Regions from separate parts of the Homo sapiens genome. Here region 1 is linked to region 2. Evidence: chromatin contacts called from ENCODE Hi-C data. All regions are on one chromosome and are shown on one strand. Each heading gives the region's core, a stretch centred on a gene start or an enhancer-like site at or near the end of the contact. The rest is flanking DNA. Distances are from core to core; before and after follow the strand shown. Region 1 overlaps EPB41L5 (erythrocyte membrane protein band 4.1 like 5). Region 2 holds the start of CCDC93 (CCC complex scaffolding subunit CCDC93).

Region 1 (3,978 bases), core at 378-2,877, 2.2 Mb before region 2:
CTTTTCTCAGCTTTGCCAACACCCATATGGTGCAGTATGACTCTGCCCAGCAGAAGTCCTGAAACCAACCCAGGTGGCACTGTTCCTCGCTGGATGGTGCAGTGCAAACCCAGAGAAGGCTGGGGACTGGTGGGCGCCAAGAGAAGGAGAAGTCAACACCTGCATACTCTACCACACGCTGTGACACACACTTCATGTGCCATTTCAGACAAAAAACCTGAGGTATTAAGCAGTAGAGCCCAGATCCGATGTCCAAAGCTGTGGTGATACTGCACCATGCTGTCCTTGGAATGACCACCGTGCCTTCCAGGATATGCTGGGGATGACCAATGAGGTTTTCAACCTTTGAAAATGCCCCTACTCCCAAATTTACACCACAAAAACATGGAAATCAACCTAAAAACAGTGCGGCTGCTTCTGCTCACTTCCTCAGGTTTGTACCAACAGTGGATCTGGTCTAACTCTGTTGAGGTCAGCATGTAGGAATCACAGTTCCAAGAAACAGAAACAGTGCACAAAAACATGAATGTCTCACGAAGGTTTATTTGAATAGAGTTACATCTAGAGTTCTCATTTCAGTGTACAAACAACTCAGTGCAGTGTTTCTAATACAAGTCATATAAAACTGGAACACACTAAATGAATAGTGCACTTGATAGAAAAATAAATTACACTTTAAATGCTACTGCAAAGTTTTACACATATAAAAGGTAAACACAAAATAGTTAGTGAGACCCTCATAACCACTTATCATATCCAGATAAGGAGATAAAAGGGGCAAAGGAATCTGTGCTATAAAAAAAAATCTCTCTGAAGAGGAGAAATCCTGACAAGTAACTGAATGATCATCTCAAGCAATGTGGTGACATAGGGACTTACAGATCGTATCTCTTAGAACTGGGAAGGAATCATAGCTCTACCAATGTGTTAACACAACCCAGTTCAGCTCAGGGCAAATTTCTATAATTCAAACAAATGTCCTCATACTAACGCCTAATATGTAGGAAAAGTTTCCAACTTTCTTCTGACCACTGAAGAGGTACAGTGTTTAAATTTTTGAGAGGATAAAAAGGACAAATAATCTAGAAATGTGTCTTCTTCAGTCTGCAGAAGACCCCAGGTCTCCAAGCAACCACATGGTCAAGGGCATGAATAATTAAAAGTTGGTGGGAACTCACAAAGACCCTCAGAGCTGAGACACCCACAACAGTGGGAGCTCACAAAGACCCTCAGAGCTGAGACACCCACAACAGTGGGAGCTCACAAAGACCCTCAGAGCTGAGACACCCACAACAGCACCTCGTTCAGCTGCCACATGTGTGAATAAGGATGCAATGTCCAGAAGTGTTGGCTGCCTCCAAGTGACAGGTAACACTGCAGAACCTATCTGAGGACCTGCCAGCCTCCCGTTTCACGCAGCCACTCTGCTGCTCTACAAAGTTTCACATCAGGGGTCAGCGGCTTTGTAAAGGGGACTCCGCAGGAACACAGCTGTGCTGGGGCTGCTGCTGCTGTACTGCGCCAGCAGAGCTGAGTGGGACAGTATTTACCATCTCTGGTCCTTTACAGAACAAGACTGCTGACTCCTCTCAATGACAAGACAAAAACTCTGCTTCTCGAGACTCTTACTTAGAAAAATAGCAGATTTTTCTCTCTGTGACTGATAAATAATTCTGCTAACAAGACTTCTGAAGGAAATCTTCATTTTGGGGCTTAGCTAAGAGAAGAAGAGGTGCAAGTTTTAGCCAGAAGTGAGAAGCATAAGATAACAAGTAGTCCAGATCCAAGAACCCAAGAACAACTCAGGGCTTTCATCCTTAAATCTCCATAGGATATCTGTGATTGTACAAAGGCAAAGGCTAGAGACAAATGTTAGGAGACTATAAGAAATATTTTTAAAAGTTTTTTCTTAAAACAATGTATAAATGTTAAGGAAGTAAGCACACAAGGAACAGAATCATTCCTCTGTTCAGCAGTGTCTCCTGAAGAGTAGGAATGAAATGACCATGACCTCCTGTGTGTCAAAAGATGATGCTACTGACATGTCACAAATTAGGTCTCACTGATTAATTTACAAGTTCTCAGGCAAAGTCTAGAGCAGGTAACTGAAACCTTCACGTCTTATTTTAAACCATCCTGTCAACTCCCACTTCCCCTATCAGGGCTATGAAATGGACTGAGTTGAGGTTCCTCTCCTGTCTGCCCGCAGGGAGGCAGCACTATCTGCTCCCCGCCACCCCACCGTGCTCCGTCCGAGGCGTGCACGGCAAACCCTCAGCAGTGCCCCCGGCTGCCCCTTCTCCAACCTCAGCCCAGTCTCACCAGCCTGCTTCTCACCCACTATCATCTCCAACCTTTCTCTTTGAACCCATCAAGGATGCCGGCACACATGCCTCTCTCTTCTCAAGAGACAGACATCTCCCCTTCCCTACCTGCCACATTCGTAGACCACCTCAGCCCTGCCTCTCCCCACCACACTGTTCTCAGGGGAGCAGAACAGGAAGAGCTGTTACAGCAGCTCTGCGCATGGCAGCAGCAGCAGCTATGACAGGAAACCAATCCCCAACACGCATTTAATCTGTCGGGGCCAATTCAGCATTCAAGTATGAACTTCCGTGTTTGCCACTTCATGTCAGGGCATGAGACAAAGTTTCCTCTGAGCTTGAAATTCAAGTGAATTTTAACAAAGTCCCTACCAATATTCTAACTGTCAAGAATACAGGTATCCAACGACATAAAGGTCACAGACTATGTCCAACTACCTAATTCCTAATTTTAGGAAGTTTAAAATAAGGATGTTGTCACCTCCTGAACTGGATGGGAGATTTAGGTCTTCCAAGGCATAATGCCTCAGCTGCTCTGTGGTGAGCAGCACAACGGTAACCCTGTAGGACATCTACGGTTGCCAAGACACTGAAAATTTGATGCTCATTCCATCATGTCCTGGGTCAAGCCCCTGGTTCTAGGTGTCACCTTCAGCTTTGAGAAAATATGTCCTATAATTAAGAACTGGCAAGAGCCCCACCAGTGAAACTCAGAAGCTGTTTTTAGCATAATGGCTAAGGGGAGGCAGCCAGCAAGAAGTGTTGACTTTCCTTCTGCAAAAATGTTTTGTGCAAACGTGGGTTCCAATCACTACAGCTCCCTGGGAAACAGTGCAAGATTAAAATTCCTGAGCTTTCCAGTCAGACACTAGTGTGCGTTTGCCTGGACACACGATTATGTTATAAGGAGCCCAGGAAAGTCCAATCCATGAAGTTTTAAGGATCTAAGACTGGATGTTCTTTTATGCTAAGCAGTACAAATTAGTGCTTAATTATATACATATTGCAGGACAGAAAACTAGAAAGCAAATTCCAGGAGGTATAGCTTAAGATCAGTTCTCCATAACGAGGGATTAACAACTTTACCAATATGGTTTCCACATCATCCTTCTTCCCCATGGCAACCGAGGTTTACCTTGTTCATTCGAAAATTATAAAGCTAAATAGCGTTATTTCTGGGTATTAGAATTACAGATGGACATTGCTATACTTTATTTTTCTGTGATGAGTATATATTATTTTAACATCCAGAATTTCTTTGTACAGGCCCAAAGGGATGGGGAAGTTTTAGAGATCTCTTTTAAACTAACACAGAATTCCTAGTGCAATGCAGGTTCTTTCGGTATATGCTGTGTATAGCTTCATACATGGTAGGTATTTAAGAAACAACATCCCTTCACCCCTGTTCCTATTGCCTATTTTGGTCTTGGTGTATTTGTTTTGTTTCATTTTTTTTTCCAGTTTGAAAGCTCTAAATTTATTCAGCTTATACTGAAAGGAAATGAAGTCTATGTCCAAATAGGAAACAATGTGGAGTACTGCTGTGCTGTGCCTTCATTACCTGAGACTACAGCAGCCTGCATTCTCCACCGGGCTCGGAGGAGTGCAGATGCCTGAGGTAAATGCCCCAGGGTCTCTTCAACAGTAACCCACC
Region 2 (4,034 bases), core at 131-2,630:
CAGACAAACCTCTGTCTGTCAGGATGAACTCCAGGAGGAGTACAAAAGGTGCAAAAATAAAATAAAATAGAAAACATCATATATATATACACGTATATATATACACACATATATACACGTATATATATATACACACATATATATATATACACGTATATATATATAGTTTTTAGACAGGGTCTTGCTCTGTCACCCAAGCAGGAGTGCAGTGGTGTTATCATAGCTCACTGCAACCTCAACCTTCCTGGCTCAAGCAATTCTCCCACCTCAGCCTACCGGCTAGCTGGGACCACTGGCACCGGGCTAATTTTCTTATTTTTTGTAGAGATGGAGGTCTCACTATGTTGCCCAGGTTGGTCTCCAACTCCTAGGTTCAAGTGATACTCCCGCCTCGACCCCCAAAGTGCTGGGATTACAGGCATGTGCCACCGCGCCTGCCTACTCTTTTAAAGACGCTAGGGATGCAAAGAAGAGACGAAAGCAAACACGAAACCTTTTTGATCTCAAGGAACTAAAGGTCTGAGTCTGACACTTCCCATCCCACACACATATACAGAGGGAAGGATCTCTTCTCCAGCAAAAGTTTTCACGAAAGTCATCTCTTTCCTCATTGCTTAAAAGAAACAAAAAGCCAAGAAGCCGTTATGGAGCGGGTGTGGGGGCCTGTGACCTTTTGTCTAGTTGCCATCCTCCGGGACCAACAAGGGGTACATCAAATAAGGGACGCGGCGGCTCAAATGACATGAACATAGGAGTCCGCATTCTCTGAGATGTCATTCCTCCAGGAAGACCCAGGAACCGTGAATAGGGCGGGGTGGTGGGCAATATCTGAAGCGAGGTTTCCTGGGAACGCGATGCCACTGGCCAGGACGCTGGAGAGGGCAGCGGGCTTGAAGAATCCCTTCTCAAGGGGTCCGTTCCTGGGTCGTATATGGAGAAGTCTGTCCAAGCGTGTGTCTGTAAGGTCTAGAGCCGGGCGTGCATTCAGAATCCTCAAGCTCATCTGTACTTGGACTCTGACCCTGAAGCGAGGCGGTTTCCGAAGTCTGATTCACCGAGGGGACAGGACCTATTTGGGGCATCCGATGGCAGCGAGAAGAGAAGGGAGCCGAAATGCAAAATATTCTCAAGATGCAGGAGGAACCCCTCTCAAAGAGCGCCACGGAGAAAACTTCAGAGTACGGGCGCGATGATCCAGCACAACGCCAGGACCTGCAGCCCAGCCCACCTCTCCCCGGGCTGCTGTGGCGCAGGCGCAGTGGCGCCGCGCTCCGGCCCCAGCGCGCATGCTCTGCCCGGCTGCGGCGCTTCGGGCAGGCGGCGGCGGCGGCGGCGGCGGCGGCAGAGGGAGTTTCCGCTTTGTACTCCACCCCGGTAGCAGCTCCGCGGCAGGGACAGCTTCCTCCGGACGCTTGGCGGGCTTCGCTCTCGCCTTACGACAGCCCGGTCGGATCATGGGGTTGCCCAGGGGGCCGGAGGGCCAGGGTCTCCCGGAGGTAAGAACGCCTCCTCCTTCCCTGACACGTCGGGGTTCCTGAAGAGAGGGCCGAGCCGCGGGGCGGCGGGCTGAGCGGGCCCTGGGTGCGTTAGGGGCGCCCCGCCCCCTTCCTCAGGCGTATCCACCTCAGGGAAGCGCCGACCCTCTTCTTGGAGGCGGGGAGCAGGTACCCCTGCATGGGCAGGGGGCGGCGGGCGGGTGAGGACAAACTTAAGCCGCTCCCGGGTCTCTTGGGGCGCAGGTGGCCTTCCTAGCCCGACACCTGCTCTGACGCAGCCCCACGCGCCGCGGGGTCCTGGGCTCCCACCTTTCTCCCTGTCCGGGACGGGCTCCCCCACCCCGCGCCGCAGGGCTAGCCCCGAGGGCCGAGGCTGCTGGGCGCTGGAGTCACGAGACCGCTCTCCGAGGCGGTTCGGGCTCGGGTGGTGACCTTGGGACGTCTACCGCCACCCCGCAGAGTCCCGGCGGCCCGCCCCACCCGCCTTGCTGTCGGGAGGGAATGCCACCCTCCTTGCGTGGACCCGGGCCGGGGCGGCGGGAGGAAGTTTGGGAGACTTGCGCGCACCAGGGAGGTGTCCCGCTGGGTCAGCGCGCCGGGGCGTTCGGGGTGGGACGCACTCCAGGGGTGCTGTGTGGCGGGGGACCCGGCTCTGGGCGGAAAGGCTGCGGCTTCTCCAGAAGAGGGCGGGGTTCTTTTCCAAAGGTGTTTGTTAAGTACTCACTTAGTGCTAGGGAGGGGGTCATGAGTGGTTTGCGGATTTCCACGTTTGCTGGGAATACAGGGAAAGTGTATTCATTTTCTTTTGGCTGCAAATACCACTTAGCATCTCATAGGTAGTTTGCATCTGTCGTCCCTTTCAGTTGATTTTACTCAAAGGCTAGTCTAGTTTACTGGATTCTGGAGAGAAATGGAAGCCACGCCGCACCTCTGCCTTTTTCCTAAGGTTCTGGAGCAGGCATTGGGCAGGGTGACTGCTTGCTTGACGTGGTGAGTCGTCCCTTCACACTTACCTGCCAGTGACCAATGTTACTCCTCTGCATTCCTCCCAAATCCTCAGTTCTTTCATATCACAAGTATCCACTAATTGAGGGATCACTGTGTTCTGTGTCCAGAAGCTGGGAATATATATAGTCTGAAAGGACAGATTTGTTTGTCAGTGTGTGCTCCCCGAATGCAAGTCCATTTTGTTGTCTTAAGAAAACCTGACAAGCATAATGTTGTCAGAACCCCTGTATTAGGTAAAATCTTACATGCACGTTGCCTGGGATGGGACCCAGGATAGTGAACAATAGGATTTGTACTGTGACATTTGAAGTTTTCTTTTTTGCCACTTCTGTATTCTAGGCTCTCATCAAGTTTTTGCCTGGCCTTTTGCTGTAGACTTCTGTCTGGTCTCCCACGTTCTACTTTAAATCCGTCCAACCCAATATTCCACAGTACTATCAGTGGAGGTCTTTCTGGGGGGAAAATAAATAAATTAATTAATGAAGAGCAACCTGCTGCTGTATGTCCTTCGTTTAAACTTTCACTGACTGCTAAGAGGCCACACTCACCAGGTCAAGCAATAACTTATCATCATTTAGTTCAGAAGCTAGTAAATATAAATATGGATAGTCTGTGTTATTAGGATGTCACTAGACCAGTTAATTCATTAAATTCATTCTTTTTTTTTTTTTTGAGACAGAGTCTCACTCTGTCACCGAGGCTGGAGTGCAATGGCGTGAGCTCGGTTCATTGCAACCTCTGCCTCCCAGGTTCAAGCAATTCTTATGCCTCAGGCTTCCCAGTAGCTGGGATTGCAGATGTGAGCCACTGCCCTGCCCGAATTCATTCTTTTTAACCCTTTACAAAGATAGCTAGACTTGGCCTGCCTTCCAGCTTACAACAACTATAGTGGACGGAAATTGAAAGTTTATTGGGCTTTGTGTAAGAGCTCATTGTTGTTTGTCTTTGTCAGAAATTTAGCTTCAACAACTGGATGTATTAACCAGCCTGGTGGATTTTTATTGCTTCAAGAGAGGGTCTTTCATTCCCAGCAGATCAGACAGTGGCCCTTTTCCATTTGATTTCAGTGTTAATCTGCTAAGTGAATTTGGAGTCATACATTCCCATTTAGTGTCTTGTGCCAAAATTACTTCACAAGTTATATTGCAAAAGTAAACTTCTCCATGCTAGGGGTGAGTGGATGGAAGCCTGGGCCCTGCATCTGTGGTGGGGTGGCCAGTGGGTGTCCATTAGATAGGTGTTGAGGCAGTGATGATCCTATTTTTTTTTGGTTTTTTTTGTCTTCTTCTCATGTTTTCATAATAAATGATTGAACAAATGAAGTGTTCCTGTTTTACACCCCAGAAGTTTTAAGAAAGTACTTATATTATCTCATTTTCTTTTTCTGCTGACTTGAACTACAACTACTCTTTAGCTTCTCTTTTCTTAGAGTGTTTTCACTTGTAGACGTTTCTCAACCATCCCAGATTTTTTGCAGAAGGGAGAGAAGGTGTGAATTATTTATATTACTTAAGAAAATTTTTATGTCCA

What was found. A loop is a pair of places that touch in the nucleus more often than their neighbours do. Pooled maps may share reads with other maps.
Region 1: a map of CD8-positive, alpha-beta T cell shows a loop between it and region 2 (8-fold over the local background). The contact joins the enhancer-like site here to the promoter of CCDC93 in region 2. A Hi-C loop is called at or near these places in 2 of 168 maps with a recorded cell type or tissue (CD8-positive, alpha-beta T cell and naive thymus-derived CD4-positive, alpha-beta T cell) and 6 of 50 pooled maps.

What each region holds. Positions count from the first base shown.
Region 1 is chr2:120,175,665-120,179,642 of GRCh38, reverse strand. It overlaps EPB41L5 (erythrocyte membrane protein band 4.1 like 5), which reads right to left. Exons shown (of 25, transcript NM_020909.4): 25 at 524-3,978. Among named protein-coding and RNA genes, the nearest start is that of TMEM185B, 46 kb to the left of the region's middle. RefSeq lists an enhancer at 2,410-2,509. Within about 2 kb of position 1,627, at least 2 of the 41 ENCODE cell types and tissues checked have a DNase peak (open chromatin) inside an H3K27ac peak, as active enhancers do.
Region 2 is chr2:118,011,416-118,015,449 of GRCh38, reverse strand. It overlaps CCDC93 (CCC complex scaffolding subunit CCDC93), which reads left to right and starts at 1,380. Exons shown (of 24, transcript NM_019044.5): 1 at 1,380-1,496. The coding sequence starts at 1,455. RefSeq lists silencers at 1,173-1,372, 1,843-1,892.